2 separate regions of the Mus musculus genome follow, and region 1 is linked to region 2. Evidence: chromatin loops called from intact Hi-C (ENCODE). Cell type or tissue: gastrocnemius. All regions are shown on one strand. Each heading gives the region's core, and the rest is flanking DNA. Links, peaks and the distances in the headings are about the cores only. Region 1 overlaps Etv6 (ets variant 6). Region 2 holds the start of Gm46977.

Region 1 (14,913 bases), core at 3,989-11,988, 85 kb before region 2:
TATCCAGACATACAGGAATAGTAAGGCAGAAACGCAAATGCAGAAAGAGTTATGGTGGTTTCTTCTTCTCCCAGAAAGGGTCTAGGAGACTTCTAAATCCAAGAGCTCAAATGCTTCTAGGTGTCCAGGCTCTTCCTAAGAGAAATCTCTATCTGGATAGTCATTCTATAACCCAAATGGTATCTGGTTTTTAGAACTCACTGGCAGGATGCACATCAGTATCTCGGGGAAGACAAATGGGCGTTCCCTCTGGAAAGTAACAAGGGTGGGAACCACATTCTTGGTTTCTGCAGTTTCCTCCCCAAGTCATCCTCATTGATGGCCTGGGCAGCCCTCTCAAGGGAGGGACTAACCACACACACTCAACAGGCAGGGCTCTCCTGGGGAGCCAGGCTCTTCTGTTTCCTCTGGAAGTCTTTGATGATGGATAAAGCAGGTGGTCCAGAGTCAGAAGACAACACACTGTATTTGTCCAATGGACAGAGTTAGGTCAGATAACTTTAAATCTTCCTTTACCCACACCTATTATATTACGTGCAGTGGTGTTATAAAGGAAATAGAAAAGGTACATTGATAATAAGCCCTGCCATCGAGCCTTGCACTAAAGTGCCACTGAGATGCTCCCCTCCCTATCACTAAGAAATATTCTAACGCTCACTGAGTGTAGGCCTGTATTTGTCCTTCTGCATTAAACAACTCTAAGTCCTTGTATGTCTAGAATGGCTCCCATATTTAAATTCTACGGTGGGACCGTGCAGCTCAGTGGTAGAATTTACCTAACATATACAAGGTCCTGGGTTCTAGCCCTAACACTGCAAACAACCATCAGCAACGGCAGCCATATCATTCTACCCATAAAAGCTAAGAACACTTATACATGTCAGAATACAAATACAGCTGGAAAACAGAGATACTTCAAAGATCCAAAAAAAAAAAAAAAAAAACAACAACAACAACAACAACATTAAGGGAGGCCGTGGGCTGTGTGCTTCTTGTGGAGTTGTTCTCGATCCTCAAGAACACTGCCAGGAAGGCCTCCTTATCACCAACCCACAGTAGGGAACCTGATCTGAAGATTGTAAGGCTTAATTGAGCAACTTGTTCCGTCACCAGCTTGGGAGACAGCATAGCTGGTATTGTGGGTACAGGCTGGTCTAACTCCACTCCACTGAACTGCTGCTAACAAAGAGGAACATCAAGAAACTGCATTCAAGAACCACTGGCCAGTCACCAATGGCTTTGTAGCTTAAGCGGAATCCCAAGAGGTAACTTGCCACTGTACGAACTGCAGTGCCCTTGGGATGGCTCCTCCATTTGCCTCTGTCCTCAGCTCTCAGGGAACCCATCCATACCAGCGGCTCATCTGACAGGACTGTCAAAGCCAGGGACCCACTTTCCTAGGCCTGCAATGCATCTCATGAGCACAAAGTAACAGAGTTTGGCTAGAAGAAAGGGAGTAGACAATGTCTGAGAAGTGTGTCCCCATATGGCCTCTTTAGAGGGGCAACCATTAGAATTCATACAGGGGTGTGTGTTTACTTTGCAACAATCAGTAGGACCAGCGAAGCATCTACAGATTGCCTGTGTGTTTAATTGCTTTGCACTGTACAGAAATCTCATCTTGGTTACTGTTGGGTAAAAATATCTTACTCTTTATCCCTAATGTTTTCTCTAACAAGAAACCATTTCTCTTACTCAATCCTTTCCAATTCTTCAAGAACATCAAATCTAAATATGTAGACGAGATTTTTAAAAGTGAGGAGCAGGAAGGGACCCTGCCAACACTCACTTAATACGGCAGGAAGAATCTTATGTCCTAGGGAGGCAAGCATGCCTTCAGAAATCACAGTGGACAGTATCTAGGAAAGGCTCCTTCAAAGGCCTGGGGACAGACACTCCTAAAGTCAGCAAGGCTTTATGCGCTCAGTGGCCTTCTGGCCCTTTACGTGTTACAGATTCTCCAAGACGTCTTCGAGTATCAGAGGAGTGAGTAGAAGAAAGAGTGGTGCATTCCCTGTACATGAGTCAACACTCCACCTCTGCAACAAGTCCTTAGGACAAGGAAAGGTCTGTCCCCGGCTCTCAGTTTCAAGAGTTCAGCATGTGATCAACTGGCCTTGTGGCTATGAGTCTGTGGCAAGGCAGCACATGTTGGCAGAAGAATGTAAAACACTTTACTTTACTGAAGACAGGGAAGCAAACAGAGAGAAAGGGAGGCACCAGTCTATTCCACTATCCCGTTCAAGGGCATGTCACGTATGGTCTGAAGATCTCTCACTCTTCTAATCTCAATCTCTCTCCCTCTCCCCTCCCCATCCCCCTCCCTCTCCAACCCCTCTCTTTTAAAAAAAAAATCATTCATTTTTATTTTATATGAGTGTTCTGCTCCATGTGCATTCCTGATGCCTACAGAGGCCATTGGAGGGCGTTAGATCTCACGGAATTAGCGTCAGAGATGGTTCTGAGTCACCATGTGGGTGCTGAGAATCACACCCAGGTCCTCCAGAAGAGCAGTCAACACTCATAACTGCTGAGGTCCCTCTTCATAGGGCCCCATCTCTTCAAAGGGCCCAATAGTGCCACTCTGGGGTCAAGCCTTTGAAAGATACTTAAACTAAATCAACAGCAACTGTATACTTAGGAGGCGGAGCCTGTAATACAGACCTGACTGAGCACTATGCGGGTAGAAGCCCTGCCAACAGCTCCAGCTTACACGTGTGTGGGATTATTCCCTTGAGAGCAGACTGAGGCTGAGGCAGGAAGGTTTTCTAAAAGAGGCTTCCATACTGGGGGGTGGGGGAGGGCGGCGGCGGCGCTCACATAAATGCTTCACAATTCCAAGATGCTGCTCATACAATATGACACTCTCTGGCAAGTCAAAGCTTGATGACAATAATGTAGGCAAGAGCAGCCCCATCACAACAGAAACCTCTTTTCTACTTACCTAGCAATCAGACTCTATAAAGTTGTAAAACCCGGTGTGTCTAGGAACAGGGTATCAAAGTTAAAACAAAACAAAACAAAGAAACAAACAAAAAATCAGAAAACCAAAACCACACAGCTGAAACCTTACATCCACGTCTTTACTGTTCTGATTTTTAAATATTCTAATTAAGATCCTTTCCACTCCTGAGAGTGGCTTAGCACGAAATTCTTTTTTCTTCTTTGCAACTTTTCTGGATTTCTTGGATATTTCTGACACGGAGAGAAAGCAGCAAGTGAAGCCGGGGTTCTTTAGCTAGCAATGCCAGCGTGTGGTTTCCAGGGAGGACTGTGGAGCCGGCCCAGATCTTCTGATGCACGGATGGCTGGCTCATCTGGCCAGGCCCCGGAATCATGCACAGGCGAGCAAGGTTACAAGCTTCAGACCTGGACAGGAAAATTAAATTCGTGCCATTCCCAGGCCTAGACGGCACACTAGTCCCAGCTAACGATGCTACAATAGCTTGAAGCTGAGGACAGATGAAGCTGGCAGTATTCGCCACAGCTCCTGGAAAACGCCTTAAAGTGTATGAGCTCTCTCCCAGTGGGCCAGCAGCACTGTTCACGGTAGGAAAGGTGAGTGTTTTTACATACACAGACCCTCAAGGGCTACCTCTGGGAAAAAAAACTGTTTCAATGTCTGAGTTTCCCAGAAATACTCCTGAGTTATGGATCCACCATTTGAAGAGGGTCACTAAATTCTTTCTTCCTGGCTAGTTCCAGATGCAGAACAAACAGGTACTTAAGTTAGCAGCAGCCTGTACCCTGGGTACAAGGCTGTAGCCAAGTTCAGCTACCGTATTAGCTGCCTTCTCCTCCATTAATGCTATTCCCTTTAATGGTTTGGCTATTACAATTAGCCAATCGGCGCAGTCCCTGCCTGGGGCTAACAAGTAATGAACTGAGAGAGTTGCTATTTACTTGTATCGGGGGCACCATTAGAGAGCCTTCTCAATTTCTCCCTACAAATGAGAAAAGACCTTCAGGCATGTGCCACTGCCACACTATAGCCCCTGTGCATCATTCACAGGGACCCTGGTGCGGGAGCTGTCCTGGGACTCATGGGACTGAAAACCCAAGGGAAAGCCCAAGGTCAGGCTCGTGCAGACTGCTTAAGCACCCATTCAACTCTGAATCCCACTACCTGCTTTGTGTGGCTTCCTAAACTCTCTCTCTCCTCCTCCTCCTCCTCCTCCTCCTCCTCCTCCTCTTCCTCCTCCTCCTCCCATCCCTTTTTGCTGCTACACAGTACCATTCACAGCCCTGCTCTTTCTCCTTTATATCTTGAAGTCAAACTCACAATGCCAGTAAATTAGTAGCAAAGGCTGAAGGGTAGAGGTGGGGGTGGGATGGGAGTAGGGGTGGGCACCAGCTTAGACCTCTTTAAAAATCCAAAGGGCTTTCAGTCCTGTAATGTCTCCTTATAACACATCCATAGCTTAAGTGGGCCACTTATGCCTCGTAAGAAAGAAAATCAGACAGCAGGTTTATGTTCGACTTCCCAGGTCAGCTACACAAGGGATGGATGGCGTGTATTTTATAGTGTTGTGGTGCTGGCCCAGGATAGGCAGCCCCAAGGAAGCTGGGGTCTTATCTGATTGCCTAATCCCAGCAGGCCACAAGTACTATCAAGGTCAAACTGAAGAACTCCATTGTTCTGCTCCTATCGGTGATTCCACTGCCTCTGCTCGGGCTGAGAAATAAAACTAAATAGAAGACAAAACAAAACAAACCACAACAAAACCTGTAAACTATATCTAGAGAAATGAGTACTAATTAAGTCAGAAAAGATTTACATCTCTGGAAGATGTTTACTACCAAAACAACTTGCAATGCAACCAATTAACAATTTGTTTAAAAGCAATAAAGAAAAATCGAGTTCACATCCCAGTGTTCCTGAGGCACCAGGCTAGTAACACCCAGCCATTACTGCTACATCATGCTCCTCAAAAGAAATGAGATGAGCCTTATACAGTATTACTGAATCAAAGGCTCTCGGCATACACAAGGTCTGCTTATGACAGGGACATAAAAGTTCCACGTACTGCTGACTTTAGAATAACAACAACATCAACCAACCAGACCCCCACAGAGCTCCCAGAGACTAAACCACCAACCAAAGGGTACACATGGAGGGACCCATGGCTCCAACCGCATATGTAGCAGAGGATGGCCTTGTCAATCATCAATGGGAGGAGAGGCCCTTGGTCCTGTGAAGGCTCAAAGCCTCAATGTAGGGGAATGCCATGGTGGTGAGGTGGGAGTGGATGGGTGGGTGGGGGACATCCACATAGAAGCAGGGGGAGGGGAAACTGGGAAAGGGGATAACATTTAAATACATAAAATATCCAATGAAGAAGGAGGAGGAGGAGGAGGAGAAGGAGGAGGAGAAGGAGGAGGAGAAGGAGGAGGAGAAGAAGGAGGAGAAAAGAAGAAGAAGAAGAAGAAGAGGAGGAGGAGGAGGAAGAAGAGGAAGAGGAGGAGGAGGAGGAGGAGGAGGAGGAGGAGGAGGAGGAAAAGAAACCCGTCCTGGTATTGCAAATAGGGAAGTATTGGTATTTGACGTGAAATCACTGACTGAGGAGGCAGAATTCTGCCCCCCCAAAAAAATCAAAGCAAAACAAAATAAATACTCTATAACAGGGTTTTCAACCTGTGGTTTTCCACCCCTCTGACAAACTTCTATCCCCAAAATATTTACATTACTATTCTTAATAGTAGCAAAATTACCGTTATGAAGAAGCAATAAAAATAATTTTACAGTTTGAGGTCACAACGTGTGGAACTGTATTAAAGGGTCACTGTACTAGAATCCCCCCACCCCACAACACAACCACCTCACAAGCAATCATGAATGTATGAATGTCCCAATCCTGTGTTTCCACTTTCAGAAAACATTCTCTATGTACACTTGTCAAAATCAACATTTACAGAGGGTTGTTTTTGTTTTTGTTTTTGTTTGACTCTTAGACACAAAATTCACAATTAGAAGAGGTGGGAGTTTGGGTTTCTGGTGATTTATTTATTGAAAGAGATCTTGCTGATAAACTATTATTACTATGGAGACACTGGCATTTTTACCATGCTGAACAATAAGCAATTAAACTGAAAATAAAATATAAAGATACATGTGTGGTGTGTGATAGCACTAGTTAGCAGATTATTTAGCAGCTTAAAATAACAGGGAAATAAGCATACTCTTATAGTTTTCTAAAGACCAATCATCTATTTTACATGGGATTTCATGCCTTCATTAGAAATGTTCGTATTCAATGGTGTATGAAAAAAAAAGCTTGAATTCATATGTCCCTTGGGAATTCAGGATCAGCTAACAACTTAGGAAATACACATTTTGATCAGATATTCTGAATCTTGGCTAACAGGTCAGCCTTACCCAGAGGAAGTTAAAAAGCAAACAAACAGAACAACCCAGTATTGGAGCAAATCAGAGCCCATGGGAATGTGAGCCAGACATTAATATTAACCCTCCTCGGTGACTCTGATGTGCTTAGTTATGACTGAGAATCACGGCCTGAAATCAAGACAGAAAGAGTCAAGTCAGTGAAGACCTACAGTAAGCAATTCTGCTTCCTAACAGACTTTAGAAGCCATATTAGTCCTGTATGCCAATTGTCCTCCCTCCTGAGTCTATTGCCACTGTCCTACCTTTTCCCGTAACTCAGGTGACCAGTGGTAACACAGGTTGTCTGAAGGACATCACATGATCTGCACATGAAAACCTGCTCCACCCAGGTATGTTCAATGTGGTTCCTCATCTCTCCTCACTGGCCCTGGCTTCCCCAGAGGCCACCAAGGAACATGTTCAGCCTCGGGTTAGCCCTTGTTCTCTGCCCGTTGGGTATATGGGGCAGGAGCATGATAGGGGTAGCAGAGAAGCTGATGAAGATGAAGATTACACCCCTTTCTTCTCTTCCACCAACTCAGGCCTCAGAAACCTTCTCCTGGTGGTAGTTCTCTAACTGTGAGTTGAGACCCCTTTGGGTATCTGAACAAACGTTTTACAGGGATCGCCTGAGACCATCAGAAAACACAGATGTTTACATTACGATTCATAACAGTAGCAAATTTACAGTTAACGAAGTATCAACAAGTGAACTGTATTAAGTACGGCTGGAGGTCACCACAACATGAAGAACTTTACTAACGGGTCAGAGCATTAGGGAGGGAATAATCCCAAGATGGCGGTCAGGGCTTAGATACCTGTGCCCATGTGCTGGGTGGCCAACTCCTCGGAATTCAAACAAGGCCTCCTGTAAGCAGGAAGGAGGCGCACAAGACACACAGGGTTCCAGCAGCTCCTGAAACTCAGCAAGGCACCGGAGCCCACTCTCAGAAGCTAAACTGCCATTAGCAATTGCTAGGGGTGGAGGGATGGGGGGGTGGGGGGTGCAGACGATAGCTGACTGACTACAAGTTACAGGGGAGTTTCAGAAAAGCAGTTTTTATGAGTTGTCACCCATGTTGGGGTACGCTTATCACCTTCGAGCCGCCTACACTTCTATAAGTCACCACTCAGTCATCTGTAAGCGACACTAGTAAACTCGATGGTTGGACAGACTAGCCTTTGGTGAAACTACTTCCTTAGTCAGTCTCTGCTGGTACTCTATCTGGGGTGACTCTGAGATATATTTCCAGCCACAGTAACCCTGTGACTGGTGATGAGGCCCACAATCCTGCACACTGCAGCATCAGCCGATGATAATGAATCAGGGGAAACGCCCCTCACTCCAGGGAGCTGACTGGTTTTTTTGTTTTTTTTTTGTTTTTGTTTTTAAGATTTATGTTTTATTTTAAATTGTGTGTGTGCATGTGCGTGCGTGCGTGCATGCATGGATGTGTTTCTGTGCATTTTGTGTCTGTCTCTCTGTGTGTTGGGGGTTGGGGAGGATATGTATAGGTGAGTGCAGGTGCCTGTGGAGGCCAGAAAAGGACATTAGAAAGCCCAGAGTTTGAATTGCATGTGCCTTAGAAGAGTTCACTGTAAGGAACTTACCAGGAGAAGAATCTAGGTCCAATGAAAAACCAGTTTGTGCTCTGAAGCACTGAAGCATTTCCAGCCACACAACTGACTTCTTAGTGATGATACCTTGGAACCCAGGGGCTAAAATCACCCTGACCAATGGAGCACTTAATTGGCATGTGCAAATCTGTGGGTTCAGTCCCCAGCACAAAATGCAACTCAATAAAACCTTTAAACTACCAGAAGCCTTGAACCTGGTAGGGTTCATCATCAAAATGAAACCCTTTCTGTCACACGTCACCATGTCTTCTTAACACCTTGAGAGTTACGTCACAAAACCATCTGACACGATTTCACCCTGGTGTTGAAGTGTCAATCAAAGACACCCCCCCCAATGACCCACCCAACTGTTCTGGGTAAAGCTAACATTTCTAACCCCCACGTCTGGAGGACACACCACACCTACCTACAATTGTTTTTAAGCTCTTGGTAAATACGAGTCTATACCAAGTAGCCCTCCAGGGCGAGAGTAGTTTACTCAAGAATTTCTGATTTATTTGCTCATTGTTCAAGTGAAAACTCTATCAAGGAAAAAGCCACTGAATGCTCAAGTTCTTCCTGGAAGTTATACTTTCCAACAGCATCTAAACAACTCGATATTGGGGGCATTTTCTCTCTTTGTTTCAAGCAAAATGCTATTTTAAAAAGTGACAGGACTGTGGCAGGAACCTAGCTCCAACATCCGCACTTTACACAGGTGTTGCAGCTAAAGATGTAAGTTAATATTCTCTGTTTTTTCAGAAAGCAACCTGTAAGCCAACCTGGCCACAGAGCACCCAATGGCTTTACTGCCATTGCCAACTACACAAGAGGAAGATTCTGGAACATTTGATTAAAAAAAAAAAACACTGAGGGGGGGTTCTTAGGGTTGAAATGGGTTGAAAAGGGCTTGTATTTCCTTCTAAGCAGTGGAATTCCCCTCTGGTAAGATTATATTCTTAGTATTAGCAAGCCAAATCCACGCCAACAGCCACCAAGATTCTGGCAGGAGAAATGCACAACAAATGCAAACGATGATGAGAGGCGCAGGTGCAGTTGCTTCTTTGTTCTGGGGAGAACCAGTGGTTTGTGAGTGTTACGGTAAAAAGGAACTTGACAATCACTGTGATTACACCCAAGCAAAGCTATCGCCTCCATTAACTTGTTCTTATTAAAACCTATTTCCCAGCCACAAACCTATCTACATGAGGGTATCCTAGCAGAATTGGGGGGGGGGGGAGTGAGCTTCTAGTGTTTGAAATCTAAGAAACTTTCCTAGAAAGTTCTACTGCTTCTTGACAGATTCCACACAGAATCTGTATATATGATGTAGTGATACATAATATATTTATAATATATATAATTATAATTATATGTATAGTATCACTGGCTTAATGCAGCCGAAAGATTCTTTCAACATATAATCAATCCATAAAATTCTTAATTTAAATATATTACTATTTCTTAGCTTTTAAAAATACTAACGCTTTGGAATTTGGTGTCTAGTTTATAATATAACATCACCAACAGGACACTAAATTTCCACTGGGAAGTTTTTAATCGGTATTTACATATCATAAAATTTATAGTTGGAGAATGTGGGGTAGTGGCATATTCATATAATCCCAGTACTTCAGAGGCTAATGCAGAAGGACTGCTGAGAGTTCAAGATCTTACAGGGCTACATAGTTACAGACCATTCTGGACTTGGGGGAGGGGTGCGGGGCGGCAGGAGGGAGGAGAACAGAGGGAGGGAGGGAAGGAGGGAGGGAAGATATTGAGATCTTGTCCTGACAAACAAAGTAAGACTTCCAGCTGGGATTTGGTAAGCTTACATATCCAAGAAACTTCAATATTCTTGAAACAACTTCTAACATGGGAGTCAAGTGTTTTCAAAGTACATTTACTTAAAATAAAGACTCAGTTTCACAACAGTATGAACTACTCCCCATGACAGACAAAGGCAACCACATCGTATGCCCATAGCTATCCTCAGGGGCTATGTCCTACAAGAGTGGATTGGGTAAGGGTATGGGGGACCAAGTTGCAGAGTCATACACAATGTTTCACAAACAGTAAACACTGTGCATGCCCCCCCTTCCTCTCTCCAAAGCTTCTTACAGTCCTCCAAACCAGGAGCCATTCCCAGACAAGGACCACACAATGGGAATGCGTCTGCCCTGTAGACTGAGACCACAAGCCCCTCCTCCCCGCATGCACCTCTAAGCTACCCTAAGCTGAGGCCCCGGATGCCACTCTGCAAAACTTCAGTTCTCCGTGTCCTGCTGTCCTTCCTCCTGTGGATCACCCTTAAACTCGGCCACAATATCCCTATCAACACTGCAGCCCAACAAGTGGCTGCCCTCGGGACACCCTGCGCAATGCAGTCTGTGCTCTGCGACCTAGAATTTGGACCATAAAGCAGGTTTAAACTTCTCCCAGTGATAACCTTCACAGCTCGGAGGAAAGGTGAGGAGGAAAGGTGAGAGGCTGACTAGGAAAGAGGAGAATGAAAATATACAAGCTCCCTGCCACGTTAAAACACACAACGCTAACTTCCCTAAGTGGGTCTGACAGGCCATCTTTCCTGCCTAGTCCCCATGGCTGTGACTGAAGATCCATCGGAGGACCCTTCTTAAAGGGAAAATGACCAAAATCCTGGATGAGCCAGCCTCTCAACTGTTTACTAAAACCAACCTTACGGCTTAACAACATTCTGTGAAGTTGGATTTATTTATTTACCTATTGCATGAGTGTGGAAGTTGAGAGAACCCGCAGGAGTCAGTTTGCTCCTACCATGTCTGTCCCAAGGATTGAACTCGGGTCCTCAGGCTTGGCAGAAGGCACCTTTATCCAAGGAGCTGTCACTGCCCCAAACCTTACAATTCTAGTGTACCTTGCAGTTTCTTTTCCATTTTCCTCCTTTCCGTCTCCTCTCCCTCCTCTCTGAGACTGGGTCTTAGCCCCAAATTCATGTTCTTCCAGCCTCAGCTCCCCAAGACCTGGCACTCGACCACCCCAGCCTTACACCGACCCTGTCTGTATCTGCTTTCCTTCCTCTGCGCCCAATGCTAAAAACAACAGGAGTAGAACCTGAGCAAACACACTCGCTATTTCCTCCACATTGACTCTTCCCGATGAAATGCCGAGCACCACACCTCGGCTTCTTGGCTCATTGTGAAACTCAAACAACTGTGCTGACGGCTGATGGGGGGTTTGAGGAAATCGGGTTAAAACAGCAAAAAAGTCGATGCCAGCCCTGACGTGTCATTCTTAGGCAACAGTTTCCATTCCTGTCAGACTTGGGTTCAAAGACAAAAGCTGCTCTCTTCTTTGTCCTCTCTTCTGTTAAATGCTTGAGAAAAATTAACACGAGCTGCCTGGACAGGGTTTTATATCCACTAGTTAGTGAGACAGAAAACCCGGTACTGTTTTTCTTTTGTCAGACATGGAAAAAAAAAGTCAATCAATTAACCAGTCAATCAGTCAAGTTTCAGAGACTGGTCTTGAGTGTTAAATCTAGATTACAGACAAATTCAGAGAATGGAAATCCCTGGGTATGACCCTGAGTGTTCTGTGACCTAAACAGAAATCCCACTGATCTGAACCACTGTTTAAAAAAACATTTTTGAGTTCAATAGATGTTTGGAAACATCTTCCAGCTGACTATGGGGTTTTGACCCTATGGGCACCAGGCTTTACTCGGGAAGGGCCGTCTCTCCCAATCTCTGACTCAGCCCAAGTGTCCTCCTTTCTAGGTCAACCTCCTGACCCTGTGATCTCCTGGACCCCAATTCAGAACCGAAGCCCCTGAGTCTGGTCTATGTCTTATTTCACAACTCCTTGGTTATGAGTCGACAGTTTGCTGGAGTTTGGAATTTGATTTTCCTGTGTACAACCACAACCACAGCTGTGGGCCAGCCTTATCTACAAGCTGCTACTCAGTACCCCAGACCACACTGATAGCCCAGGCTCTCCCACTCACTCCAGAGGAGAAATTACTGAGACAAAAACTCCACATGTGCAGGGACTTTGCCTATTTGTTCACCACCAAAATCCCTAATACCTAGGAAAAGAACATATTTATAAAATGAGCGAGCCTCATTAGACAATGTCACTGGAATCGTTTCTCCATGCTAACCCAAGTTTGTGTTTTGTTCGGTTTTCATCTAGAGCCATTAGTGGCTTATTAACAAAAATTTGAATCCAACTGCCAGCCGTGGGGGCTATCTGCTCATTTCTCCCTTCCAGGAGGGGCACGCTCTGCCCTCTCTGCCCTTCAGTTCTGAAGTCTGATGGGAGTCTGTCTTAAGGAGCATCCTACCAACCAAACACATGGGGTCTTTATTTACAAAGTACATATTTAACCGTGTGTGTGTGTGTGTGTGTGTGTGTGTGTGTGTGTGTGTGTGTGTTTAAAAGACCTCCGTTAAAACACCAGCTCTCAATGGGACTTACAGAAAAATACCTCTTTGAAAACTTTGAAAATTAGTTACATATGCCAATGATATTCTCCCTCTCCCTCTCCCTCTCACACACACACACATACACACACCAGACACACACAAACTCTGCCACCCTCTAGGATCATCTCAGAAGAAAGAGGGAGTGGACAGACTGTTAAGAGCCAGAGAAAGAGGGAGTGGACAGACTGTTAAGAGCCAGAAGTAAAGAAGAAGTTTGGCCAGGACAAGAGAAGAAAGGCCCATGCACAGACTCACAGCAGTTCTGCCCACACAGGCCCCGAGTGCAGTATCAAGGCAGTCAACATTCCAGCATGGAAGGGAGAGGAGCTGATGAGGCCCCACCCCTAGCAGAGAAGCAGTTGATGGCTTCTGGAGGAGGGGAAGTCAGGGCTGGCTTTGTTTTTAACAGATGCTTCAGTGGAAGGCCGAAGCCCGGGAGTAAGTGGGCAGCAGGAAGAGGACTCAAAAGATGCCGGGAAGGTGGTGGCTTATCTTGGAAGTAATTGGGAGAAGAGTGGGAGGAAATACGATAAAAATAAAAATACAGAAAATGAAGTTTTCAAAGAATATGTTTTGTCAAAGTTAAAGATGCGTGTGTGTGTGTTTGTGTGTGTGTGTGTGTGTGTGTGTGTGTGTCTGTGTGTGTGTCTGTGTGTGTCTCTGTGTGTGTGTCTGTGTGTGTGTGCGTGCATTTGTGTAGGGACACGTGATTGTACATACAAATGGAGGAGGGAGGTTCTCACTGGTTTCTCTCCTCAAGTGTTCCTCCACATATGGGGTGGTGGCAGGTGGGCTCACCAATTTGGCTTAATAGCTAGCTAACAAGTTCCAGAGATCCCCCTGCCTCCACCTCTGCCTCCCCAGCACTGGGTTTTAGGTACTGCTGCCACGCCTGGCTTGGGGCTTTTACGTTGGGTTCTGAGGATCCTCATACTTGGCCAGGAAACATTTCACCAGTGGGGCATCCCCCAGCCCCCACCTCTCAAACACTTACTAATAATGGTTTACTTCTGCCTTACTCCGAAATAGCACCAAGTCTGCCTAGTCGGATTTGACATTAGTGATAGCAGGCATTTCTAATGCTTTAAAATCCCAGCTCCAGGATCAAAACGGACCACAATGCTACTTTCCAGTGTAATCTTCCTCTCTCAGATCAGCTAACAATGTGGAGGCACTGAGCAAGGCTGTATTGATTACAGTCTCTGAGCACGATACCTGACAGACTGCAGATAATTCATAATTATTGGGCCAGCGAGTGAGAAAATGACTTGAAGACCTTGATAAATGATTTTTCTTTGATTCAATGACTATGCATTTGGCCCCACTATTTGCTGAGACTAGGAAAATGGACAAGGGAAAAAAAGTCAATATTGTTTAAGGACATATAGTAAGAATCCTTTAAAGTAAAGAATAATGAAAATATCATCAAAAATCAGCTTTTGTCTGACGAGTACAAATATTTTATTTAAACATCCCAGCTACCAGTTAAGTATGATTCGTTGGGGTGGGGGCTGGGGAGCAATAGGAGTTTGGTGGGGGGATTCGGGTTTTTTTGTTTGTTTGATTTTTGTTTTTGTATAGGATTTCATGTAGTCCAGGCTGGCCTCTTAACTTGCTAAGAAGACAAGGATGGCGTGGACTCCTGATTCTCTTATCTCTCCTCTCAGGTTGTTAGGTTACAGGCATGTGTCACAATATTCAGCCAAATGTGATAACTCATTACCACTTTAAAGACTTGGGATTCAGCAACAGTTTATATGGTGTTAACAATAACAAGCTAGTCATGGAACCTCTAGCATACCAACAGCAAAGGTCAAGGCTTTGGGTTACACTGAGAAACAACTGTATATAAATCAGATGATGTGATGACTTCTCAAGGTGACAGCTTCTGACACTCTGAAGCGCACGCTGGCCTTATCTCACACTCCTCAAGAAGCCACTTGTGGTGACTGATCCCACTCCTGATAAAGCCATAAAAGTTCTCCCAACACCATCTCCCGGTCCCAGCTCTCCCCAGACATCAGGAAGCAAAAGAATCAGTCAGAGGTCCACGATCTACTGTGAGAACAGTGGGGAGACTGGACTGTGGCGGAGGCTACTCGCTGCTGGGTGCTGGTGGCCTGCAGATGCCCTCGAAGGCTGGCAGATCACCTACGAGATGACCTTGGTAGGTACCCACAGAGTGAAAGAAAGAAGACGGCTAGGATGCGATGCAGGAGCTGATGTCACCGAGCAGCGCCGCCTTGCCACTTTGGGCACAGGTCCTATAAAGTCGGCAGCACATTTTGCTCAATAATTCTTACACAGAAGAAAGGCACCTCTCAAGTTTCATTTCAGTTCCTGGGAAATACCCAGGCATTATAATAAAGTCTCGCTCTGGCATTTACTGCAGGATTCTAACATGGTCATTTCTGAGATGTCATGGGGAGGGCGGGCAGGGGACTA
Region 2 (14,913 bases), core at 4,737-12,736:
TAGACACTGGCTTCTAACTCACCGAGATCCACCTGCCTCTGCCTCCCAAATCCTTTGGATTAAAGCTGTGTTCCAGTAAGCCGTCTGTGCTCTTTTTCTAAGGATAGGTCACTGTGATGGTTAGTCTTCACTATCAACTGGACATCCCTCTCTGGGGGTATAGTACACACATGAGAGTGCTTTCAGGGAAGTTTAAGAGAAGAGGGAACCCTGAATGTGGGTGACGCCATCTAAGTGGCTGGTGTCTCCGATTGAACCCAAGGAGAAAGCAGAGAAACCTGATCTCCAGTATTCGTCTCTCTGCTTCCTGACTCAGACAAAGACAGTACAGCCGCCTGCATTCCTGCCCCCCACCGTCATGGACTGACCCCTTAACATGAGCCAGAATAAAGCCTTCCTTCCTTGCTTTGTTTCACCAGGAAAGGTGAGAGTGTGTGGGAAGGGTCCATCAGCATGTGCTCTACTGGAGATACACTCCAATAACCTCTGCCCATTTCCCTGCCAGTCTGGGTGGGAGACAAGAGACACTGTGAGGGAACACTGAAAAAGCTCAAAGGCTCCTTCCTGATGAAGCCCATGGTGTTCAGAGAGCTGTCTGACCTACCAGCCAACTTCTGCCTGCAGACAGGTACACGCTCCACCTTCTTGTGAACAGCCCAGACCAGCCACACAGCATAGGGGGACTCAAGAAAGCAGAAGGTGAAGTTCAGAAAAGAAATGTCATTCTTGGAAAGAACACCTGAACTTTACCATCAATTCGGAATCTACTCTCCCTGAAGGATGAGAGTCAGTAGACTCCGGAAAGGACTGGATGCCATACAGGCAAACGAAGCTGGTCATTCTCAGAGATTTGAGGTGGACTCAGCCAAGTCAGGTCATTTGGGTCTTAAAAGTTGGAGAGAAGGGGACACTTACCCAGGCTGGGGAATTTGTCTAACTTACTAAGATTTAACCCCCAAATGACAGAGTCTTATTAAACAGACACTGGCCTGAAGCTCAGAGATCCACCTGCCTCTGCTTCCTAGATCCTGGGATTAAAGGTGTGTGCCACCACACTCTCTTTGCTGAATGGAACCAAGAGACAGAGAAAAAGGTGTCCTGTGACCCCTGACCTGATGTCCTCTCATCACCAGCCATTACATCAACGGGTAATTATAACCCATTAAGTCAGGAAGGCCTCAGATCTCAAGAGCTTATCAAAGTGCCAAGCAAGCAATTCATGACAGATCATTTCTAAATCCCCAAGACCTCATCAAAAGGAGACAGCAACTACAAAAAAATGCACCAGAAGTCCACTCCTTCTGAGTTCTCTTGTTTCCAAAACCAGCCAGAATGGCCCCAAGGCAGAAACACAGGATGAGGCCCAATGAAAACTCAAAAACTTGCTTCTGTCCCCAGGGTGCCTGTGATCACAAATCAAGGCATGAAAACTGTCAGCTGGAGCCCACGGTGTGCCTGCACATCCCCCAGCGTCTGACCTGTTGGACTGGGGAAGACAAAAGCTACAATAAGTAGCACGTAAAGATAATGTCTCATTCCCCGCCTGAGATCCTTAACAGGGTCAAGGACAGAGCCTAGCAAGCCCATCCCCCCTTTAGGAAGCTTCCACCGTGTTTTACCTTGTCCTACCCTTGAGAGATCTTTCCATGTATTAACCATCAGGCTTGAGATGATGCTAAGGATAAAGCTGATAAAGGGTTTTGTTGTTGTTGTTTTGTTTGTTTGTTTTGTTTTGTTTTGTTTTTTTCCGGAGGGGGACATGCTGGGTCAAATCCAGGGACACACAAACACAGAGAGAGCAAATACAGTACCTAAGTTGTCCCTTGACCTTAACCTTAATTATCACTGGGAACCCAAGGCCTACCTTCAGGCCACAGCTGCACTGAGGTGAGCCGTTGCCCCCCCCCCACCCCGTCTTTTTGTCCCTTCTTATCACAATGTCAGACCCTCAGTGGCCACATCTAGACTTACACTTTCACTAGGGAGCAAGGCAGACTTCTTTAGGGGAACGTGGCAACTTTACAGACAAACAAGATGCTCTTGGTTGGTATTTGGTTTTTTGGGGTTTTTTTTTTTTTGGTTTGGTTTGGTTTTTTTAATTACAACACTGATTTTTATCAGCAGCTCATCTCTTCCAGGAAATACTGAAGAGTCAGCTTCCTCACATGCAGGAGACATGCATGAAGCAGGGAACCACGGACTTAGCTCTACAGATAATTCTCACGAGTAATAACTGCAGGCTGCTACAGCCCACAGTAGACGGTAGGTACAGGGCAGCTGAGAAGAAACATCAAGTTCAACTGGTAGCTCCTGGGAGGACTGGGAAGGGACAACTAACCCTCGTTCTTCAACAGTCTGACAGTGTGTTCATTCTTTCATAGGGTGGGAAATGGATTCCTCAAAAAAAAAGGGTATATTCTTCAGTGGATCGGCCCCTGGTAAAGTACCCGTGGCTGCCTGACCCACACTCCTGTAAGCAGCCCTAATGAAACTCACTTGGTTTGGGGGGTGGGAAGATAATGAAAGCAAGAAAGGGAAGTAGTTGCAGAGAGACAGATGATGAGCAGAAGAAGATGGGGGGGGGCAGAGAAACTATGGAGAGGTACGGCCCAAAATACACTATGTATACGTATGGAAATGAAACCTACTGTGTATAATTACTGTGTGCTAACAGAAACAAGCAAACAATAAATAACATCTATTCAAGCTATTGTTTTAAAGGTCATTTTTGCCTGGGTAGAGCTTGCGCAAGGCCACCACTGTGAAAAGAGAGAACAAGTCATTTTCTAGTTAGTATTTCCTCTTCCCATGTAACACGTATATGGCAAGGAATATTCAGGACGGTATTTTAAGTCCACAGCAAATAACCACGACAAAAGGGAGGCACTTCTCTCCCTTCAGAGCCAGGAAAGCATAAAACTTCCCTCATGCCTCACGGTAACAAACTCTCCCCTTCTCAGTCTCCTCTGTATAATTAGGATTCCACGGAGGCCCATCGACTCCCAACTCATGAAGCTGAAACTCCACCACCCCACCACACACAGTGTCTGCTCTGTGCTCAGACAGACATGGGATTGCCCGGGAAACAAAAGCCGATTAAAGAACCGATGTCTTTCAAGTATCTCCCCGGTCGCGAGTAACAAGCAACACTCGAACCCGTTCCGATCGCTGAGCAGAGTAATAACTCCAGTCAAGACACCCCATTTCCCCCCATTCTCCTTCACCTCTGCTAACTTACTCAGAACTACACAACTAGCTATCTCCCTCAAAACTCAAATACAAACGGCATTTGGTACTGTCACGTAACTGCAGTCAGCTCATCTCTTCTGTTGTCAAGCCTTGTGTGCTCAATTAAAGGTTTTTTGTTTTATTTTGTTTTGTTTTGTTTTGTTTTGTTTTGTTTTAAAAAAGCTTTTCTGAGCAATGACTGAGTGTCGCCGGTGCAGTGGGTTGGTGGCAAGAGCAGCACACTGGGAGTCATCCAACAAGCGGCCTGGATCTCGGTTCAGGCAGCACTACCAATCCCACAGCGTCCTGAACATCTCTGGAACCTGGATTCTCAACTGTGAAAATGTGGGTACTGAAACTATAAGCCCCTTCTAGATTCACATGTTGTGGGAGACATAAGCCTTACTGTCCTCGGCCAACAACTGTAAGGAGCACGCAGTTCTATTACCACCACAGTCAGATGAGTTAATAAGATCACCATCAAGTAATGTGAACAAGTATAGGTCAGGACCAAGTTCCACAGGTCTGTGCACTACAATGTCCGGGCCCCTCCTTGGGGGCAATCGACACTAAACAGAGCCCTTTTCTCAACAACTGGCAATGCCCTTAAGAAAAGAGACGTACACAGGGAAGAATCAAGAGAAAAAAAATAAAAGCCAGAATAAAATTCAAAGCTAAAGCTAAATTCAGAGGCAAAGGGGAGGATTCAGTGTCATCTCCCTGAACACATTTGCTGACAGAACTCACACCAGCCCAGCAGGGCAACGTGTCCTTTTTGGGTCATTCAGGAAATGAGGTCGTTTCCCTATGTCTGACTCCCACATCCAAAGAGAAAATCCCCCGACAGAGGACATAAATCCTCAGGAGCCCGCTCTTTCACATCTTCCTTTGGGAGGGCTCTCATAAATCATCCGGCCAGACACAGGAAGCTTGGCCTTTTAAAAATCAACATTGCTTTTATGCCAACCTTTTTCACTCGGATATCTTTCCAAAATGTATTTTATCCTCTCTTCACTTCTTAAACCGAGTAACTTAACTTGGAAGTCATAGCCAGTACTATCACCTGCCGATCTGTGGTGCCACACAGGCAGGGGGCAGTGGCGGGGGCTGGGGGTGGGATATGACTTATAATGGGGACACAGTGCTGTCTGAATTCTTGTTTGATTTTTTTTTTTATGGCTGCTGAAAGTACCTAAAACAGACCACAACACAGGATCCTGACTGTGGCTTGCCTACAGTTGGCAATGGGATTTGGGTAAGCTGCGAGCCTCAGTTTCTCCACTGCCTCGTGAGACTTCTGGGTCATTCGCCCTTAATGTCCTTGAATCACCTGCACTGAGTCACCTCACACTGTGTGTCCCCCTTCTCTGGTGCTCCAGCAGGACCATAGTTCTGCTAAGTCTCAGCTGAGGGACCTATGCACTTTTCCTCCTCTACTTGTTAAAGCTGTTTGGATACAAAAATTTGAATACAGTGATACCCAAGGGGGGGGCTCCCCCTTCTCAAAGGAGAAGAAGAGGGAAGAATGGGGGGAGGATCTGTGTTACTGGGTGCTGAGAGGAGAAGGGGGGCTGATATTGAGATGTAAAGTGATAAATATTAAAAAAAAACAATTGAATACAGAAATAGCTCAAAAGTAGAGATCTCGTTTAGCCTATATGAGATCCCGTGTTCAACAGCCAATGCCAGGTTTGTGGGTGGAGAGGGTTACCTAAGAAACAAACAGACAAACAAAAAAACCCAGAAATTTACGAAGTCAGATGGCCGAATGTCTCTCTTCAAGTAAATTAGAAAGAACATGGCCGGGATGGGTGGGCTCATACAAGAGAAAAGCAGGGAAAAAAAACTATTCCTTGGGTAATAAGGTTCCCCTAAATATGTGAAAATAAATATTATTCCTTGGGTAGTGATGGAAAATCATGGAATATCTGTATATATTTCAAATGGATTCCCGGCCTTTGGTGTTCATGATTTATTAAAGGGACACTTTATGGGGGGAGGGGGAGACACTCATGGATTGGGTCAAAAGCTTTTAATAATAATAATAAGGTCATACAGAGGAAAAGATGGAGTATTGCCAGTCTAGAGGGTGCCTGGCCCTGAGACTGGGCAGGGTGAGGACTCAACCTCAGATATCCAACCACCTAATGAAGCAGCTATCAACTAAGAAAAAGCAGGATGGGGAAAAAAGGTTTGTGAGTAAAAACGTGTGGGGGTCAAAGATGGAGCCACAGAAGATAGCACGTCACTAGAGAGCGGCAGAGGCTGCTTGTCAAAACGGATCCTGAGCATTCATGCAGAGGTCACTGGCTAGGAGGGAGCATCTGACCACTTTTAATGGGAATGAAGAGCGACCCGCCTTCGGTGGTAACAAGAAGAGGGAACACATGACCTCTGCTGGCTCCATCTCTGCCTCTCGCCTTTGCTACGGTGATGAACCATCAGCCCATCACTCTGAGTTTCCTAATTTGCTTCCTGAGGACGGTTATAGCTCGCAACAGTCACTGGCAACTGCAGACCCGTGATCTGGTGTCTCAGCCTTGTACTGCCACGAGGCATACAAGCCTAGAGATCAGAGGCAGACCATCACCTAACCTCAGTTTCTAGGTCTGTACAATCGGGAGGAAAACTGCCTCCAGGAAAGACCGTGAAGAGGGAATGAGGTCATTAAGCTTAACACATCAGGACAACTCTCAACAGGATGCAACCAGCCAGCCACGGTGGGGATGGTGACGGATGCCTCCCGGCAGAGAGGAGGAGGAAGAAGGAAGGGGAGAAATCCCTACAGAGCTGTACACCTGAGCTGGCTGTCTTAGGAGAGATGACCACTGAAACAGCAGCGCAACACTTCTAATTACATGGGATTTATAAAGTTCCCAAATTTTTTTTTTGCAAAGGTTCTGCGGTTTTCATAAGCACAGGCCACAGGACTCCATGCAGTTGGCTCAATCAACATGGGGTGCCCCTACTTAACACAGTAAGGCCTTCTTCCTTATGCCAAAAGGACTGCAGATCCCTGGGACCAGACCAGGCTGTACTGCATATTTTCACTGTCAAAGATGAAAGGGTTACCCAGAGAATTAACAGGGCAAATGATAGATTTGTGGTAATATTTCAACACCAAAGGATCAGCCAGTTTCAAGCACACGGCTGTACTCATTCCTACGCAATGGATGGTATGGAACGCAAGTCACTCTTGCCGACTCATGGGGGCTCATTCTGAGATGTCCCAATAAGTGCTATTTTATTAGTCTGGTTCCCGAATGTACAGAAAAATCAATAAAATGCGTTTGCTTTTTAATAGACTGTAATTCTAACTTCTCCCCTAATTTAGTCTAGCCTTTCTCTCGCCCAAATACTAGGTTTGGCAACGAACCATCCTTAAGCTAGGCTCCGGTTGGCGTGGGAACACTGGAGAAAATTCACACTCTATTCAATAAGTGCACAGATATATTGCATCCTCGAGTCTATTGGAACATTACAGCAATGACGGGCTCTGCCTGAGACCAAGTCGTGGTGTTGTTTTTCTAAAGTGGTATTCACAGAAAAAAAAACATGTCCCACCTTATGCCCCACACTCTAAGGGTCTTCCTGTGGTATAGGCTCCCCCACCTGGGGGAACCACAGCAAAGGCCAACCTGATGAAATTGGATCAACAAGTAACATCCAGCCACCCCTCCCTTCCCCCTCCCCATATGTTGTGTGTTTGAGAGCATGTCTTAGTTCTGTGTTTGCTGCTCACAGCTAAGGTATTACCCACCCACAGCTACCCACATCCCCACTTTACCTACCCTTCCCATTGGCACTCCAGAATCAGCTTTCAGTATCCTTAAAGAGCGTGCTTACTACACATAAATAAAAGTCCGCCTGGCTCTGGGTGAAGCAGCCTGTGGCTCTCACCCATAGATTTATCAAGAGGTGACATGACAGCAGGTGGTATTGCGTTCAGCTAACAGTGGAACTGCCAGGCTCTCACATGCCACCATACCAGGTATCTGTGGTCCAGCAGGCCCTTCTTCCCTCATCCCTCCCTCCTACCACTTCCTCCCCTCACACCTGACTAGACCCTTGCAGCCCACTGTTCCCACACACCTCATCTTCCATAGCACATAGCTCTGTGCCCTCGGACCAGCTGGCTTGTGATTAAAATGGACCACACTAGGAAGTGCCAGAGAGCAGAGCCTATTGTATCAGATTTCCCTGGCCTTTTATAGACACACCATGAACCTTGAGAATGTTGATGTGGTGGCCTGAGACCGAGTTCTCAATGCTGACTTAATTCTAAATATCTAAAAAGTTCCCAGATGCTTCTGTCAGAGAAATGCAGAGCCCTACAAGCTGAGTCTTGCCAGTCAGTGGTGGCACGTGCCTTTAATCCCAGCACTTGGGAGGCAGAGGCAGGTGGATTTCTGAGTTCGAGGCTAGCCTGGTCTACAAAGTGAGTTCCAGGACAGCCAGGGCTACACAGAGAAACCCACTCTCACCTCAATTCCTATTCTTTTCTTTCTTTTTTTTTTTTTTTTTTTTTTTTTTTTTTTTGCCTAGACACAGAAGCTGTTTCTGAGATTATGGAAATCATCATACTATTAGTCGTATACATCAACATCCTTTTACTTATTGGACAGACAACAGGCAGAGTTCTGGAGCTTTTAGAGGCAGTAGGGAAACCTTATTAAATGAGGTGATACATGGGCAGAGAAGAAGGTGCACCCACCTCCTCTGTACCTCACTTGGAGTCAGCAAACATGACAGAAATGTTTCTGCACCAGATGCCAGGTAAGAAGCTACGGCACCAAGATCGCCCGCCCTCGCTAGCCCGAAGGAATATGAGGCATCCAGAAGTCTCCAGAAAACATTTTTTTTTAATGAGAATTTCATCCTATTATAAATGTGAGCTGATAAGGCAAACAGGAAAAGAATGGCCAGGGACATCGTACCACTAGCTTTTGCGTGCCGGATCACATCAGCCAATAGAAGGTCTGTCTGTGCCAAGCCTTGCAAAAGGCCTGTGTCCGCTGGGCCACAACCACTTTCCGCTGTAACTTGGCTGGATTTAAAACTGCACAGGTTACTTGAAGGTGAAGGCTGACAGTGGAAAAGCCAACCTATTTGCCTTTGTCCTGTGACAAGACCGATCTTCTGGGGGAAAACACAAGACAAAACAATACCTGACCTCTTATAGAGAGATGGTCAACCAGCCCCAACCGGCGAGGAATAGAGAGAAGAATGCCACAGCACTGGCAGAAGGGCTACTACGGACAACTAACAAGGCTCCATGTCACTCTGGGTGACCCCAGCCTAGCAGGGAGAGCTTCTCTTTTACAAGAGTGTCAAACAAGGCTCTTCCCTGCTCTCCTGTCAGACACCTTACAATCAAATGGTCTTTAGAGGTGTCACTGATTGACCAATTCAGAAACTTTCACCTTGGAAACTCCACCCCGGTCTGACTCTGGTCTTTTCCTTAACAGAACAGACAAGGGCTCAAAAGTAAACAAAGTACTACCCCGCCCCCCATGGCTGCCTCTGGCCAGGCTCCTGTGGCCTCCACCTCACCAGTGGCTGAGGAATTTACTGCCGCTGACCAGCTGTTTGTGCTGCAGGAGAGCAGATAGGGAGGAGTGAGAGAAATCTCTCCTCAAAGGCGGCCTTCGTGCCTTTAGTACAACATAGCATCCGCTCCTCCTTCAAAGACTCACTCGCATCCTTCACCCCAAGAAAAAGTTTATCACCTACTGGACTCAAGTGCTGTCCCTAGAAGCAAGCAACTTGCTTGGGACTTGCTAGTAAACATCTTTTTTTTTCTCCTCTGTTTCTGTTTCTGTCTCTGTCTCTGTCTCTGTCTCTGTCTCTCCCTCCCTTTCGCCATCACAGTGCCACATCCCAAGGACTAAATGAAGCACACATCACTCACTGAAGCATTTTCAGATGATCTGAACTAATCCTGGTTCTTCTTGATCTCCACAGTTTATTATGGAACAGGATAAACGCAAGCAGCTCCATGGTGAGAATTTTCATGCACACACAGACCTAAAAACACCAATGGCCTAGGCACACATTCACAGATTGTCTCCACAGATAACAATCCAAAAAAACAACAACAACAAAAAAATGTTACTCGAATAGGTGGCGGAGAATACATTTGGAAGACACATGTAAAAATAAAAGACATTGATAAAATAAAAAATAAAGGAGGTACCCAGAAAGCCGGGAAGGGCTGGGTTACAGCTAGCCCGTATAATAAACAGTTCTGTGTTCCATCCCCAGAACCAAAGTTTAAAAAAATAAAATAAAATAAACAACCTAAGACAACAAGGAAAAAAATTGACATTGCGCGGAGTGCACACCACTTCCCTATCACACTTGAGGATGTGTTCCGATGGGGGCTTGGTTTCTCACATGTGTTAGCTCTTCTTTCCATTGGGATGCAGTGAAACAAGCGGTTCAACAGAGGCGCACTCCCTGATCCCAGCATCAACCGTGAGCCCATCAGGGCAGCAGGAATGCAGTCGGTTTAGAAGAGGTGGGAGAAGTCACGGGGTAGACCACCACTGTGACCCCACTGTGCCGTTTTTTTTTTTTTTTTCAACTGGAAGCTGTTGCTCTACCACTGGTCCAGATTTGTCTGCTGTCAGGTTTACTGCCATGGAGCCAAATACAGTTCACCATTCTAATACCCTATTATTCAGTTGCCTCTGTTTTTGTTATGAAGTGTGAAGTAAATCAGATTATCTATAGGACAAGACTTTTTTCCCCCTGAACTCGATGAAGAATCTAATTTATATTGCAAAGGAAAAAGTATCTCAGTATCCTAAATTCTTCAGGGAAGCACTCCCCGCTGCTCCAAAGCCTACCCCAGATATTCACCAACACAAAAGACCAAAAAGTTCTTCTGGGCTCTCCTGTGAGGCACAAAACAGAGACACCAATGCACCTTCGAAGTCCTCGGCAGCCTGACTTCGAACCCATGACCGTCATTCCTGATAAGAAACACCAAGGTCTGATTCTAATTATGAAAAACTAGTTAAGGCAGTGACAAAATACCTTTCCCTCCCATAGATCCTAGATGAACCGCTGTCACCGCCCCAGAGAAGAAAACAGGCTAGTTGCCCATTGTTTCCCCAACATCCATGCAAGGGGCACATATTAAATAGGCCAAACCATTAGAAAACTTGAGAAACTTCAGCCCTGCCCATTGAGCAGAACAGCTTGCCTCCTGGTGACTGGCAGAACCTTGAAATAAACGCAGCATGGGAAAAATAACTGAGGTAGACAGTCAAACCATCCTGCCTCCCAATGGTGGCAAACTTCACAACAACTTTTTAAAAGCAACTAACTACAGCACCTCAGCCTATATAGACAGACTGTGTATATACATGCACATGCGACTACCTGGAGGCAAAGGCTGTTTGCAAATATCCCTCTTGAACTTAGAGCAGGTCAGGGAGCTCCAAGACTGCAGCTTTTCCACACCAGCTTGGACTGTCAGAGAAGGTCATTTTGCTTAGCTACTTCTTTTCCACCCTTCATCACAGGAGTTTTCTACTTTCAGATTGCTCAACTTTCATATGCACTAGCGTAAAACAACTATTCAGCAACTTTATTCACCTTGGTTTAATTTTTTTTTTCATTGTGCAATGCCCAGGAAAAGCTGACACCAAGACTGTCTTAGGACTTGCAATCACAATCAGAAGAGAAGAGAGGGTAAAATTCTTGTGTGATAGAACGGGGGGGGGGGGGGGAGGAGGGGCGTAAAGAGAGAGAGAGAGAGAGAGAGAGAGAGAGAGAGAGAGAGCATCCTAGTGGAGCCCCTAGAACTTTTTCCCTAGAGACCACCCCTTGGGAACAAAAGTTACAATTCAGTCTCACGTTATGCGTAGGAATAAAGAGAAAGGGTTTTTCTTTTTCCTTTCTTATTTTTAAGCGCACTAATTACGGAGGTGCTCTACAGATCTGAAGACAACCCGGGTTCCTCCTACCAATTGAGAGCGGCATTACATTGTCAAAAAGAAAGGGAGTGGGGCTCTCTTTCTCTCTTGTCCTCTTGGGCTATTACCTTCCCCCTACCTTCCCTATTCCCTTCCCTCTCTCTCCACGTGTTCATGGCCTGCCTCTACTTCTCTACTCTCTCCCTCTCTCTGCTTTTTTCTGCCACAACTACCCTCTTGACTCCCCTCCCCTTGCCCTAAATAAACTCTATTCTATACTATTAAAAAAAGGAAAGAAAGAAAGGGAGTGGGGGGGGGAGGCAGGAGCCCAAGAGGATCTCGGCGGAGAGGGGTGCAGCAAGGTTACACTAAAGGGTACAGCGCGGCCGCGAGCTGCATCTCCTTTTCCCTCGCGCCCCAAATAATTCCCCGCCAGCCTAGCAACTGCACCAGCAGCCCCGGGGTAAGGGGGTTCCGATCGCCCAGCGGAGGAAGGAGGGGAATCCGATCGTTACCTTAATGCTAGACTGAGCAGGAGTCTCAGACATGTCTCACAGCGAAAGGGATCAGGAAGTTCTCAGTTTTTTTCCACTTTCCTTTCCTCTCCCCAACCCAGAAACGCTCGGCGGGGCAGCGGGATGCGGTCGTTTAAGAAGTTTCTTGCAGCATCGCTGGCGGCGGCCGCCCGAGGGGGAGGGGGGGCTCTTCTCAACGCGCGGATTGGGCGCGAGGTGCGGGGGCGTAGGAGCCGGCGAGCACGGCGTGGGGTGTGCGGGTCGCGGCGCGGCGACCCGGGCGCAGCAGGCCGGCCTGGCGTGTCTCCTCCCACCCGCGGCCGGCGCGCCCGCCCTCCCGCGGCGCTCGCTCGCTCGCTCTCTCGCTCCCTCGCTCCCTCCCTCCCTCTCTCTTTCTCGAATGTTTTCCTTCCTGGAAGAGAGAAACTGAAAGGCAGAACTGAGAAAGCTCTCTGCTCATTGATCTTGAGAGTTTCAGGGCAGAAACTGACGTGAATTCCCAGCACCCGGCTCTGCCTCTTAAAGGAGCCACCAGGAAATAAAAGCTCGGGTTACCGCGGGCCGCGGAGAAATCAAAAGGCGTGCGGGGGAGGGGCGCGGGATGCCCACTGGGCCGCCCCGAGGCGGAGGACGCCTTTGGGGAACCTTGCAGCGTGGCCCAAGGACCAGCAAGCCTGGTTCATCTCTCTCCCGACTCCCCTGGCTGCGCCTCAGGAGGACCTGGGCCACGCACAGTAGGGGCTTTTCTGTGCACTCCCAGAGGCGCAAATGCAGCCTGGGGACCGCAGTCTAGGAAGGGGCTTTCCGGGAAGGACGCGGCGCCGCAGGAGGAAGCGAGACAATGGCCTTTGTTCTGCGCGGCGACCGCGGCCGCTTTAAGAGAATCCACCAGGAAATGGGAGCTCGGGTTACAGGCTGCGCACGGGGAAGTGCAGGGCGCGACGCTGGAGACAAAGCCGCGCGGTCGCGCTCCGGCGCAGGGACGCGGCGAGCGGGGGTGCTCCCCGCGACGGGGGCGCCCCACGGCCTGACCTCCCGCCTTCCCCGATTCGAAATCCCCCGGCCATTTAAAGCCACAGCGGCCGCTACCAACCGACGTAGGTGACTGGACTACAAAGTTGACAGGGCGCGTTCCAGCAGATCTTAGCCCTCCCCTGGGCCGCTCCTCGGGCTCGGTCATTGGCGGAGGGGACAGCCCGGGGTCCTGCAGAGGAGGGGCTGCCAGAATCCTGGGGCTGAGGCGCTAGCCTTGAGCACCAGCGTTCCGATCACTCTATTTTTATTGCTATTTATAATCTCTTAAAATGCCCACCGCAGAAGATGGTGTTTAAATTCTAACCCTCTAGTCTATACAGGTTTAATATGTGGATATATAACGAAGAGCTTGATGCACTTCCATTTTGTGCTTTGACGGTAAAATAAACACAAATGTATGCGTGTATGAATGCATTATACTCATCTTCCCTGCTGAGGGTTTCCCAGACTCACCTCTGTATTCCCACCTCTGTAGTTTCTTGGGAAGGAGGCGTGGGGGTGGGAGGAAGCAGTATTGTTTTGAAGTAAAATCTCTCAATGTAACCCTGACTGTCCTGGAACTCTTTCAGGCTGGCCTGGAACTAGTTCTGCCTCTGATCTTTCTTATGTATTTATTTATTTCCTGCACACTTTTCAGCGTCGTAAAAACGTGCTCAGACTTTCATAAACAGAACTTCTGTTCATACATACTCATATTAGGACACTCTAAATGAAATTTTCCAAGAGTCAGGCTGGGAACGCACCCCGTTGCTGATAACAGTAATGTTCTTGGAGGGAACCTCCAAGGTACCACAACCCGTTTTGTCATCTAGTAGCCATATTCACCAAAAGAACTTAGTCTTGTTTATGCTAGGTCCCAACCGGACTGCATTTACCCATTCTTATCTCTCACGAGTACCTACCTTTGCTCCCGTGTTCTTGAAGCTTTTTTGCTGTTGTTTCTTACTGGGAATTTTCGTTGTGTTCCTGTGGTTGTGTTTGTTTTGAGACAGGGTCTGACAATGTGGATGAGACTAGCCTTGAAGCCTGGTCTATCTGCCTCCCAGTGCTGAGATTAAAGGCGTGAACCACCACACCCAGCCAGTTGGTTTTTAAATTTTCTTAAGTTTGTAGTCCAAGTTGGCCTTGACTTGAAGCAAAAAAATTCTCCCGAACCCGGGCCACTATGCACTATGCCCCTTTTAAGGGGCAGCGGGTGCTTAAACATCCATTTCTTTGTTTACAGCCCTGGAGATTGAACCTAGACCTCATGTGTTCTAGTCTAGTGCTCTCCTACTGAGCATCCATTCCCAGCTAAACAATTTTTGGTTTCCCTTTGCGTCTCTTAACTGATGTTTGCAGACATTGGATCTGATGGACTTTTGCTGCGTTAAGTCTTAGGCACCCTTACATCACTGATCTAACTGTAGGGTCTCCGATAACTTCTCAGCACTTATGAGATGGGAAGGGGTAGCGCCTATGTAATAAGATTCTCATACATATGAGGATGTTCACAATGGCCTTTCCTTTATCTGTGGGCTTGAAGCCAGACACTACACACATACACAGTATTCCTATATATAGTCTTATACATACATACATACATACATAGATATAGCAAACTGGGCACAGTAAGGGACTAACCATAATTATTAATAGACCAAAACAATTATACTATAATAAGAGCTAATAAAACATACTACTGTCTCTGAAAATTTCCATGTCCATGACTGACTGTGGGTAACTGGAACTGAGGAAAGCCACCCTGTGGTATTGGGGACCTCTTCTACCAAGAGTTTCTGTAGCAAAACATTCCATATTTTATGTGTTAATTTGTGTTAGCTATGCTGATTGCTTAAGCTCACGACTGAATTAACTTCCAACTTCCATTCCTGACATGTCCTTCTCCTAGTGACTCATAGAGGTGCCACTTTGAGGTAGAGTGTGTGTGGTTGCAAAGCCAAGTACACAGTAGCAGCTTTAGCAAACGCTACATTTACACCACAGTTGGCTGCCCTTTGGTAAATACTTGCAGCTTTATGGGCCAAATGACAAAATTGAGGACTCTGTTTAAATATCTATATAATAAGAGGGCAGGGAAGTCCACATACTTTGAAGAGTATTTTTAGTTCAGGTCTGTTAAAGGAATGGAGTTCTCTTTGTGGGGAATAACTTTTATTGACCTGAGATTCAAAGCAAGTATTGCTCATTCTTGTAGCCAGGCTGGCCCC

What was found. Hi-C counts contacts between places; a loop is a spot of excess contacts. Peaks named below come from ENCODE experiments on the same cell type or tissue, not always from the same donor. Only the 100,000 strongest peaks of a DNase experiment are listed, where the experiment ranks them.
Region 1: a loop joins it to region 2, with 1.8 times the contacts of the local background. A loop is called at or near these places in 2 of 42 quality-filtered maps.

What each region holds. Positions count from the first base shown.
Region 1 is chr6:134,117,206-134,132,118 of GRCm38, reverse strand. The region is part of intron 1 of Etv6 (ets variant 6); the gene reads right to left. Among named protein-coding and RNA genes, the nearest start is that of Gm46978, 14 kb to the right of the region's middle. In gastrocnemius, for the core only: no CTCF peak of the experiment used is centred there; no DNase peak of the experiment used is centred there.
Region 2 is chr6:134,032,894-134,047,806 of GRCm38, reverse strand. Gm46977 reads left to right here and starts at 12,495. Exons shown (of 4, transcript XR_001785383.2): 1 at 12,495-12,765. Etv6 (ets variant 6) reads right to left here and starts at 12,107. Exons shown (of 8, transcript NM_007961.4): 1 at 11,669-12,107. The coding sequence starts at 11,701. In gastrocnemius, for the core only: a CTCF peak has its summit at 10,505; DNase peaks (open chromatin) are centred at 5,580, 8,750, 11,897 and 12,283; H3K4me3 peaks cover 4,346 bases; H3K27ac peaks cover 4,863 bases.